Linked DNA regions of Homo sapiens: regions 1, 2 and 4 are each linked to region 3. The links are chromatin loops, found by intact Hi-C in ENCODE. Cell type or tissue: dorsolateral prefrontal cortex. All regions are shown on one strand.

Evidence for each region. Hi-C counts contacts between places; a loop is a spot of excess contacts. Peaks named below come from ENCODE experiments on the same cell type or tissue, not always from the same donor. Only the 100,000 strongest peaks of a DNase experiment are listed, where the experiment ranks them.
Region 1: a loop joins it to region 3, with 4 times the contacts of the local background. A loop is called at or near these places in 77 of 110 quality-filtered maps.
Region 2: a loop joins it to region 3, with 4 times the contacts of the local background. A loop is called at or near these places in 29 of 110 quality-filtered maps.
Region 4: it touches region 3 in a loop (5-fold over the local background); 67 of 110 quality-filtered maps call a loop at or near these places.

What each region holds. Positions count from the first base shown.
Region 1 is chr2:190,275,931-190,278,430 of GRCh38, forward strand. The region is part of intron 6 of HIBCH (3-hydroxyisobutyryl-CoA hydrolase); the gene reads right to left. Among named protein-coding and RNA genes, the nearest start is that of HIBCH, 43 kb to the right of the region's middle. RefSeq lists an enhancer at 1,693-1,987. In dorsolateral prefrontal cortex, CTCF peaks have their summits at 1,467 (motif pointing left) and 1,668; no DNase peak of the experiment used is centred here.
Region 2 is chr2:190,803,022-190,805,521 of GRCh38, forward strand. No RefSeq gene overlaps it. Among named protein-coding and RNA genes, the nearest start is that of GLS, 77 kb to the right of the region's middle. In dorsolateral prefrontal cortex, a CTCF peak has its summit at 1,377; no DNase peak of the experiment used is centred here.
Region 3 is chr2:190,087,686-190,090,185 of GRCh38, forward strand. It overlaps a transcript of AKAP19 not described here. Among named protein-coding and RNA genes, the nearest start is that of MSTN, 26 kb to the left of the region's middle. In dorsolateral prefrontal cortex, CTCF peaks have their summits at 1,358 (motif pointing right) and 1,559; a DNase peak (open chromatin) is centred at 1,376; H3K27ac peaks cover 1,627 bases.
Region 4 is chr2:190,371,591-190,374,090 of GRCh38, forward strand. It overlaps INPP1 (inositol polyphosphate-1-phosphatase), which reads left to right. Exons shown (of 7, transcript NM_001128928.2): 7 at 1-75. Among named protein-coding and RNA genes, the nearest start is that of INPP1, 29 kb to the left of the region's middle. In dorsolateral prefrontal cortex, a CTCF peak has its summit at 984 (motif pointing left); a DNase peak (open chromatin) is centred at 961; H3K27ac peaks cover 1,633 bases.

The DNA of each region.
Region 1 (2,500 bases), 190 kb after region 3:
ATCCAGATCTGCTGCAGACAAGAACAGAGCTTTCAATGGAAATTTTAAGTAAGTGAGATCAAGATCCTGAAGCATTTCTTTGAAGAACTGTAACAGGAGATGAAACATGGCTTTACCAGTATGATCCTGAAGATAAAGCACAACCACAATGGCTACCAAGAGAGAGAAGTGGTCCAGTCAAAGCACAAGCAGACTGGTCAAGAGCAAAGGTTGGCAACAATTCTTTGGGACGCTCAAGGCAGGTTGCTGGTTGACTTTCTGGAACACCAAAGAACTATCATGAAAAGTTAGCCAAAGCTTTAGCGGAAAAAGGCCCAAAGTTTCATCAGAGACTCCTCATACACTATGTAAATGCCCCTACTTACTCCGCTCATCAAACAAGGGCAATTTTGAGAGTTTCAATGGGAAATTATTAGGCATCCACCTTATAGACCTGATTTGGCTCCTTCTTACTCCTTTATGTTTCCTAATTGATATAGATTGGATATCTGTCCCCTCCAAATCTCATGTTGAAATTTATTCTCCAACATTAGAGTTGGGGCCAAATGGAAGGTGTGGTCATGGGGGCAGATCCCTCATGAATGGCTTGGTACATCCCCACAGTAACGAATAAGTTCTCGCTCTATCAGTTCATACAAAAGCTGGCTGTTTAAAAGAATGTAGCACCTTCTCTCTTTCTCACTCCCTCTCTCGCTATGTGATATGCCAGCTCTCCTTCCCCTTCTGCTATAATTGGAAGTTACCTGAAGCCCTCACCAGAAGCAGATGCTAGTGCCATGGTTCTTGCACACCCTGCAGAACTGTGAGCCAAATAAAATACCCAGCCTCAGGTATTCTTCTATAGGAACCCAAACAGACTAACACACCAGTCTTTAAAAATCTGTAGATGGCACCCATTTTTCTTCAGTTACCAATATAAAAAACACTGCATTTGCATAGTTAAATTCCCAGGACCCTCAATTATTTAGGGATGGACTAAATGACTGGTATCACTGCTGACAAAAGAAGTACCTTAAATTTGACGGAGCTTATGTTGAGAAAAAAAGTTATTTTTATTTCTATCTTAATTAATTCCATTTTTCCACAAACTTTTTGACGTCCCCTCATATTAACTTAAGAAAATGCAACCCCAGATGTTTTATATAAATGGCAAAAGAGATAAAAAAATTTGTCTTCCCCAGAAACAGAATAAATTTAGTCATTTAAATATCTATTCATAAAAAAATTGTTTCTCTTTCAGAAACACTGGAATAATTTTACATAATTCTGATCTACCATGTGGAGAACCACTCAGTAACATTCATTTTTATTTTACTGTATTTCAAAATACTGAGTAAATGTTTGAATTTCTAAAATATTAAAGATACTGTGCTACTCTTCATGGTGGGTAACAAGAGAAAATAAAACTGTCATTTTCTATACTGGAAAAAATAAAACCTTCTATAACAAAAACAAAAGGAAAGCCGTGGGAACCAAGCTCTGTGGCGCCATCTTTTGGACTGTACAAATTCTTAACAAAATTCTTTTACATTATTGTAAGAAAAAATTTATTGACCAGAATCAAGCAAGTACTATTCCTATGCCTTTTAAGCCCTGTTAGCTCCACGTTATTCTCACACTTCTGTACTAGGGTATGTTAAATAAGCAGAAGCCATTGAACTGAGACTGTCTCTCTGCACTTTGAGTTCCTTCATAATAAATTGCAACCTTAGTAAGAAAATAAACTGAAACCTAATTTAAGAGTATAGTTTTGTAACAAACAGCCATGTTTCAGCCAATCATAGGCAGCCAACTGATCAGACCACACCCACAGAGAGTAAATATCTCATCACACCATGCCCAAATAAGGCAAATGCCTTGCGGTAGCCAATCAGGTAATTTCTCTAATTTGCTTCCACATTCAACCTATGGAAGCTCACTGCTCATGCTGCAAGGTGGAGCTCTCTCAACCTCTTCTGGTTCTGCATGCTGCCAGATTCATGAATTGTTCTTTGCTCAGATAAAGTGTTAAATTTGTATGAAGATTTTCTTTTAACAGATTAAAAATGTATATATACTAAGCCTACACTAAGCAATTATGTGTAATACTAAAATTCTACTAAAAATTCTGAAAATAAAGGCTTTCTGAATAACAAACTGTAGTCTGAACACCTTACAAAAATTGTTCCTAAAGTGAACTCCCCTCCCCCTAGAATCATCATTACCTGAGAACTTGTTAGAAATGCAAATTCTTGGGCCAAATTCCAGACTAAACTAGAGATGGGGCAGGGAAAGAATCTGCTTTTTTTTTTTAAGATGGAGTCTCGCTCTGTCGCCCAGGCTGAAGTGCAATGGTACAATCTTGGCTCACTGCAACCTCCACCTCCCGGGTTCAAGCAATTTTCCTGCCTCAGCCTCTGGAGTAGCTGGGATTACAGGCCCCCGCCACCACATCCAGCTAATTTTGTATTTTTAGTAGAGAGGGGATTTCGCCACGTTGGCCAGGCTGGTCTTGAACTCC
Region 2 (2,500 bases), 720 kb after region 3:
CTCATCCATGTTGTATCTGTATTTATTTTAAAGCAATAGGAAATTATCTGGTGTCTAGTCTGGTCAATAAGCTGGATGTATACTGTTTGAAAAAAGTTTAAGTGATATTGCAAAGTAATGAGATTATTTATCCTATGAGACTCATGTCTTGAATATACAGATTCTATTTACACTAAAAAAAACCCCACACACAACAAATAAATGCTACAATACATTATTACCTACACTCTATGCATATTGCTTGATTACTGCCAAGTAGATTTTACAAGGTCTTCTTTGGAAGGGGAAAGGTTTGGCCAAAGGATGTTAGACTCAACATGTTATAGTAAAATTATGATACACTCCCTAATGAAAGAGGTGAAATATATGCAAATCAGATCTTGGGTGACTGTAAGGTAAAATATGTAAATTAGGCCTTTGTAGTCTGTGTTTGTAATGTCCCTCCCTTTTAATTGTCCACTCTTCTGTTCTCCCCTGAGAGTGAAATACCTGTTTAATAAAATAAATCATCCTAAAATATTTGTGAATTAATGAACTTAAAAATTAATAAGGACGTTCTTGCTTAATTCTACAAAATTAACTGACTTTTGATCAAGAAATGGAGAGAAATGTTCAGAGAAGGATCCTTCCTTGTCTCCTCAAATCATACCACATGGACCAGTGTGGTTCTCAAACTTCTATGTGCCTAAGAATCATCTTGATATTTGTAAAAAATAGTTTCCTAGGCCCCAGAGATTCTGATATGATATGGGTGAGGATCAGAAATTTATACTTCTAATAAATATCCTGGGTCAGTGGGTCTTATCCACTGGTGTGCATCAGAATTACCCTGAGGACTTGTTAAAACACAGATTGCTGGATCCCACTCCCAGAGTTTCTGTTACAGTAGGTCTGGAGTAGGGCCTGAGAATTTACCTAACAAGAACTCTGCTGATGTTGATGATGCTGGTTGAGGATCATGCTTTCACAACAACTGTCTTAGGTAATTCTAAAATAATTGTGCCTTGGCTACACTTGAAGACATATTGATAAACTAATCACACTTCTGCAAATCAGGTTAAGTCTATGTGGTAGCCTGCAATGAAGAAGCGTAGATTTTGACAATAGTAGAATGAAATAAAACTCTATTCCTAGCTGTGGAAGCATCAGTAATTTTCACAACCAATTGTAATAGGGCAGTATTTTAACGTAAGAAATCAGTTAAGTACCTAAAAACAATGCATCAAAAACAATATTTTCTTTTGACTTTCAGTTGTACCTGTGAAAGTTTGTAAATTATTGTTGTAGATTTAATTTAAAATAATATACCAAAAAACCCAACGACAACCGAAGCACTGAGAAAATCATTGTTTAATGGCTTCAATTAGAAAACTGATTCAGGGGTACAGCCTGCTGGAGGTTTCTGATATTGCAAAGGAGAAAATTGTTAAGGAAGTTTTATCACTTAATATCTTTTATTATAAACATTTCTTTTCATGTTTTTTACAAGCATGACATAATGGAAACATCGTGAACTTTAGAGGGTTCAAGATCTTCCTTTGCCTTGTGATCTTCCTTGCTATGTGACCTTGGGCAAACTACTCAAGCTTCAGGTTTTCAGTCTGTATAATGGGGTAACGTGAAAATTTCTACTCAGCAGAACTGCTTTGAGAATGAAAACATTTAAATTCCCAGAACAACAACACTGGACTAATTGCAGAACCTGTGTTCTTTACATACACATATACATATACATACATACATACATACATACACACACACACACAGACACACACCCCAACAAACAGAAAATTACTTTCTGACCATCCTTCTACACAAGTTGCCCAAACTGAATTCTGCATCAAAGCAACATTTATCAAGACATGCAGAGACTCCGTGTTAGTGCTTCTCTGCATGTTGACTTCTGATGGCTGTATGCTTTAGCAAATTAGAAAAGATTGGAATCTGGAAGAGTCACATAATTTTTGCAGGTATTAAAACTTATGTGAAGTTAACAATTAACTTATACGGTGAAAGCTGGGTGCAGTAGCACGTGCCTGTAATCCCAGTTACTGGGAAGACTGCATGAAGATCTCTTGAGTCCAGGAGTTTGAGGCCACAGTGAGCTATGATTGTGTGCCACTTCACTCCAGCCTGGGGAGAGAGACCCCTGTTTCTTACAAAAAAAAGAAAGAAAGAAAGAGAGAGAGAGAAAGAAAGCAAGCAAGCAGGGAGGGAGGGAGGAAGGAAGAAAGAAAGGAAAGAAGAAAGAAAAAGAAGAAGGAAAGAGAAAGAAAGAAAGAAAAAGAAAGAAGAGAGAGGGAGGGAGGGAGAGGGGAGGAAAGAAGGAAGGAAGGAAGGACGGAAGGAAGGAAGGAAGGGAAGGAAGGAAGAAAACAAGAAAACCTTAATGATGAAGTGAAACATCCCAGCTGAGTAACTTTCTGTAAGTAAAATTGTACATTTTTTTAAGTAAAATCTATACTCAGTGCCCAGAGTCAGTTCCTTGTGCTGGGAGAGG
Region 3 (2,500 bases):
AGTTAGGTTTTGAATCATACATCATGAACCCTTCCACCCTGAGGTCTTTCCACCCTGCTCAGGGGCATCCTCAGAGCAGGCTCTATAGTGTTCCCAATTGGTCATGAAACCAATAAACCTCTATAACCTTTCTAGTCAGAATGGGACAATCTTCTATCTTGTTCTTTTTACTTAAAGCCCTCTTCTCCCTTCCTTCTCCAGGGCTCCTACCATAATCTTTTGTATAAAAGATAAGGAGTTTTAAAACCTCAGATGGCTTAAGTTTTCCCCATGCAAAAAATTCCGGACACACACAAAAAAGTAGAAAAGAACCTGGCTACCTGCTTGAATAATTGGAGAGGAAAAAATTACAGAGATCATCCCTGAAACACTGTAAAGTATGTATAGCTGATATTATTATACCTATTTTAAAGATGGCAGAAAGGAAATGTGGAAGGAGTAAAGTGACTTTGCCAAAGCTTCCATAACTACCTAAGAATATGATCAGGGACCAGGATTATGCCTTCTGGTACAGTGAGAGGAGAGTGAATGCACAAACCCCATGATCGTGATATGTCTGGGGACCTCTGATTTAAGGAGTGGAGAAAGAGAAGTATTGATTGGTAGAAGAAAAATGAAGATGCAAAGAGCACTCATGAGTGGGTGGTCCCAGAGCTCTGAGTAGAGGGTAAGAATCAGAGTCAGGCCTTCCAGAAAATCCCAGTATAAGGTCCTTTACCATCGTTTCCTTTTTGTCCCTTTGCTTAGTACATTATCAACAAGTTTTAGAGGCAAAGAATGGAAAAGGACGTAAAAAGAATATCCAAATAAATATTTCAAAAAGATTAAAATAGAGATGTGGAACATAGGTAACCTAGTGAAGGACAGAACTACTTAACATTCCAAAAATAAATTTGAGTCAGATACAAAGTTGTATAAACTCATAAAGGCTAAAGAAAAAAAAAGTATCATGTTAATATCAATTAGAAATTCTCTCTTCGGCAAAATTGAGTTTTAGTTAACTAGATCAAGTGAATATTTTAAAATCAGTGTAAGAGATTTTTCCTGGACATCTCATTTTGTGTGTTATAGATACTTTTATTAGTTGTAACAGAAAACTCCACTGATGGAAACAGGCCCAAGAATTGAGGAGACATCTTTACATTCTGGTAATCCCAGCTGTGTGACCTAAAGCAAGTCATTTAACCTCTCTGGGCCAAAGGCCTGTTTCATCAATTATGAAGTAAGGAGGTTATGCTAAATGTCCTCTAAGCGTTCTCCCAGCTCTCAAAATCAGTTTTTCTATGAAAATTTTAGTTATTCTCATGGAAGCCCTGACTTAGGTTTTTAGTTTAAAAGATAGGCTCCAGCAGGGGTCACTATAGCCACATCGAGCTTTGAGTCCAATGCTCTTTCATGTTGTAGTTGATTGTGTGCAAATCACAGTTACCCTTTGTCTTGATTTTTCCATCTGAGACATAGACTCTCTTTGTACCTAAATGTAATCCAAATCGATCTTCAAATGTACTCAGCATGTCCATTTCAACTAGGTTTTGTTGTTGCTGTTTTTGTTCTCTGATTCTTTTCATTTATTTATTTATTTATTTTTACGCTGAAATTGGAGATCATTTACTTCCTTTGACTCTGGGGTCCTTCAGAAAAATATATTTTATTTGATTAGCTATGTTTAATTTTTTGCCTCTGAGAACTGTGATGAGTAAGTATATTTCTTTAAATATATGAGATTACATTAAAACAAAACACAAAATTCAGTCCTATCCTGAAGGTTTTTAAAAATTCTATGTACACCTGAAAAATGTATTCAGCTCCTTTAGAACCCCTTTTTGAAAATTCTAGAATTCTTCTAATGGCTTCTACTCCTCCATAGTTAACTTGCTACGTACATGAAGCCAGAATAGACTAGTTCATATATCCAAGAGCAGGGTAAGGATTTCAACGCCAGTTCTAATTTCAATATTACATGTTTTTGCCCTAAAAACTTAGTGACTGTACATACACCATAAAGAATTTGAGGATCACTGTTGATGCTCAAAGGTAGACATTCAGCAAAGTGTTACTCCCGAAAAACCACAGGACTCCCCAGAGTCCTAAGTTTTAAGAGTAAGTCTTGAGTCTTACGTCCTAAGTCTTAGGACTCTTGAGGACTATGATTCAATTTAGGACTACTCCAGAGGGGTTCAGTCTGCCCCAAATGCCCTCCACAAATTCCATATACTATGCAAAACCTAACACTGGTTCAATTGTGCTAGGAGTCAAGGAGAGTTAACTTCTTACACCATGCAGAGCAGTGTTTCTAGTCCTTTGGCCTGGTATATATGCCCCTTTCCCCAAACTACTCTACTTAACCTAGAGTAGTTCTTGTAGGTGTATGGTGTGCAAATGTAATCTCATTGTCCCTTTTTTCTCCTTATAACTACCTGCCTGCTCCTTTGGGAGAGACTGATATTACCCTTTTCAATTGCAGCACTCCTGCTGCTGCTGCCATTTCCAATATTATTGT
Region 4 (2,500 bases), 280 kb after region 3:
GGTGTATGAAATTCTTACAGTGAATATTGTGCTGTTAGTGCTGCTTGAAACATTTCAATAAAATATTGACCAGGAGCAGTGGCTCATGCCTGTAATCCCGGGACTTGGGGAGGCCAAGACGGGCGGATCACGAGGTCAAGAAATCAAGACCATCCTGGCCAACATGGTGAAACCCCATCTCTACTAAAAATATAAAAATTAGCTGGGCTTGGTGGTGTGTGCCTGTAGTCCCAGCTACTCAGGAGGCTGAGGCAGGAGAATCGCTTGAACCCGGGAGGCATAGGTTGCAGTGAGCCGAGATTGTGCCACTACACTCCAGCCTGGTGACAAAGCGAGACTGTCTCAAAAAAAAAAAAAAATTGATGAACGAGGAAAAAATCCTGTTAAATTAGTAAAACTATGCTAAACATCTAAGCGATAGAAATTTCTCTGAAATATAAGGGAGAATACAGGAGGGGTTTGCTTGAGTTTTGTTTCCTCTCGAAGGGAAAAATCTGCAATTTTAGCCTGTTGGCAGAACATTTAGAACTTAATCTGCGTAAGTTAGCCAAGTTTATGTACTTTTAACAGTATTCTTGTATTTCTTATAGGAAGTAAAGCCTGGAACACTGTGGGCTCCCCCTTTGCAGAGACAGGGAGAGACAGGGATACACACACACACACACACACACACACACACACACACACACATACACAGTGAAAGACACAGACAAACAGAAAGACACATATACACACACAGAAGCAAAAGAGTACAATGAGTAGAGGTTTCTGCAATTTTTGCATATTTACTACACTTTACCAAAAACCAGAGGTGGACTTTAGATATATACAACCCTTGTGTACCAGCATCCCACAGTGAATGTTCTCTGAAGTGGACATAAAGTACTTTTTCTGTATTCTCTGTGGCAGGCCTGGTAACCAGAGAGTGCCAACTGCAGGGATCAAATCCTCGGCTCTGACTTCATTCTGCCCTACGCCCCCTGGGGGCCAAAGGATGTTTCTACAGATCCTCTATTTACAAATGCATGAAAATAACAATCTTATTTTCTAATGTCCTTACACTTAAAAATTTTTGACAAATTATGTTTATGTCATATGATATGATGCTTTGACATATGTATATATTGCAGAAGGGCTAAATCAAACTAACATTACCTTACATTTTTTTGTGTGTGTGTGTAGTGAGAACACTTAAAATCTGTTAGCAATTTTCAGGTAAACAATACGTTGTTATTAACTATAGTCACCACGTCATAGGATCTTTTGAACTTATTCTTCCTGTTAACTAGGATTTTCTATCCTTTGACCAACATCTCCCAAACACTCCAGCCCCTGATAACCACCATTCTACTCTCTGCTTCTGTGAGTTTGACTTTTTCAGTTTCCATGTGTAAGTGAGGCCGTGTGGTATTTGTCTTTCTGTGCCTGGCTTATTTTACTTAACAATGTCCTTCAGGGTCATCCAAATGACAAGATTTCTTTTTTTATGGCAGAATAGTATCCATTGTGTATACATATTAATACCACATTTTCTTTACCCATTCATTCATATCTTGGTTGATTTCATATCTTGGCTATTGTCAATAATATCAAAATGAGCATGGGAGTGGAGGTATCTCTTTAACATACTGATTTCTTTTCGTTTTTTTTTTTTTTTTTTTTTTTTGTTTTGTTTTTTTTTTTGAGATAGGGTCTCACTCTGTCACCAGGCTGGAGTGCAGTGGAATGATCATGGCTCACTGCAGCCCCAACCTCCTGGGCTCAAGCGATCCTCCCACCTCAGCCTCCTAAGTAGCTGGGACTATAGGTGCATGCCACCATGCCTGACTAATTTTTGTGTTTTAGTAGAGATGGGGTTTTGCCATGCTTCCCAGGCTGGTCTCGAACTCCTAGGGCTCAAATTTCTCAATTGGAGGGGTCAAAAGCTGGATGGAAGAGGGAATCATTATATTCTGTGAACATCTATAATGTATATTATTCACCATCAATCTTTGCAGAAAAGCCAAAGCCCTTTCTTTAAGCATGTGCCTCTGATGGGTCTGCATTGTTTTTCTTGCAGAAGCCACAACCAGGTGACTATGATTTCTAGTTTTATTTTCTGTAGAGGAAGAACTTAAAAATATTCCATTTTTACAGTGGTGTTTGTTTTTGAGACAGAGTCTTGCTCTGTCACCCAGGCTTGAGTGCAATGGCACGATCTTGGCTCACTGCAACCTCTGCCTCCCAGGTTCAAGTGATTCTCCTGCCTCAGTAGCTGAGCATAAATCTCAGCTACTCTCCTGAGTAGCTGAGATTACAGGCACTTACCATCATGCCCGGCTAATTTTTGTATTTTTAGTAGAGACAGTGTTTCGCCATGTTGGCCAGGCTGGTCTCGAACTCCTGACCTCAGGTGATCCATCCACCTTGGCCTCCCAAAGTGCTGGGATTACAGGCATGAGCCACTGCGCCTGGCCACAGTTTTCTTACCAACTAATTTTTTGGTTCACCTTTACCCACA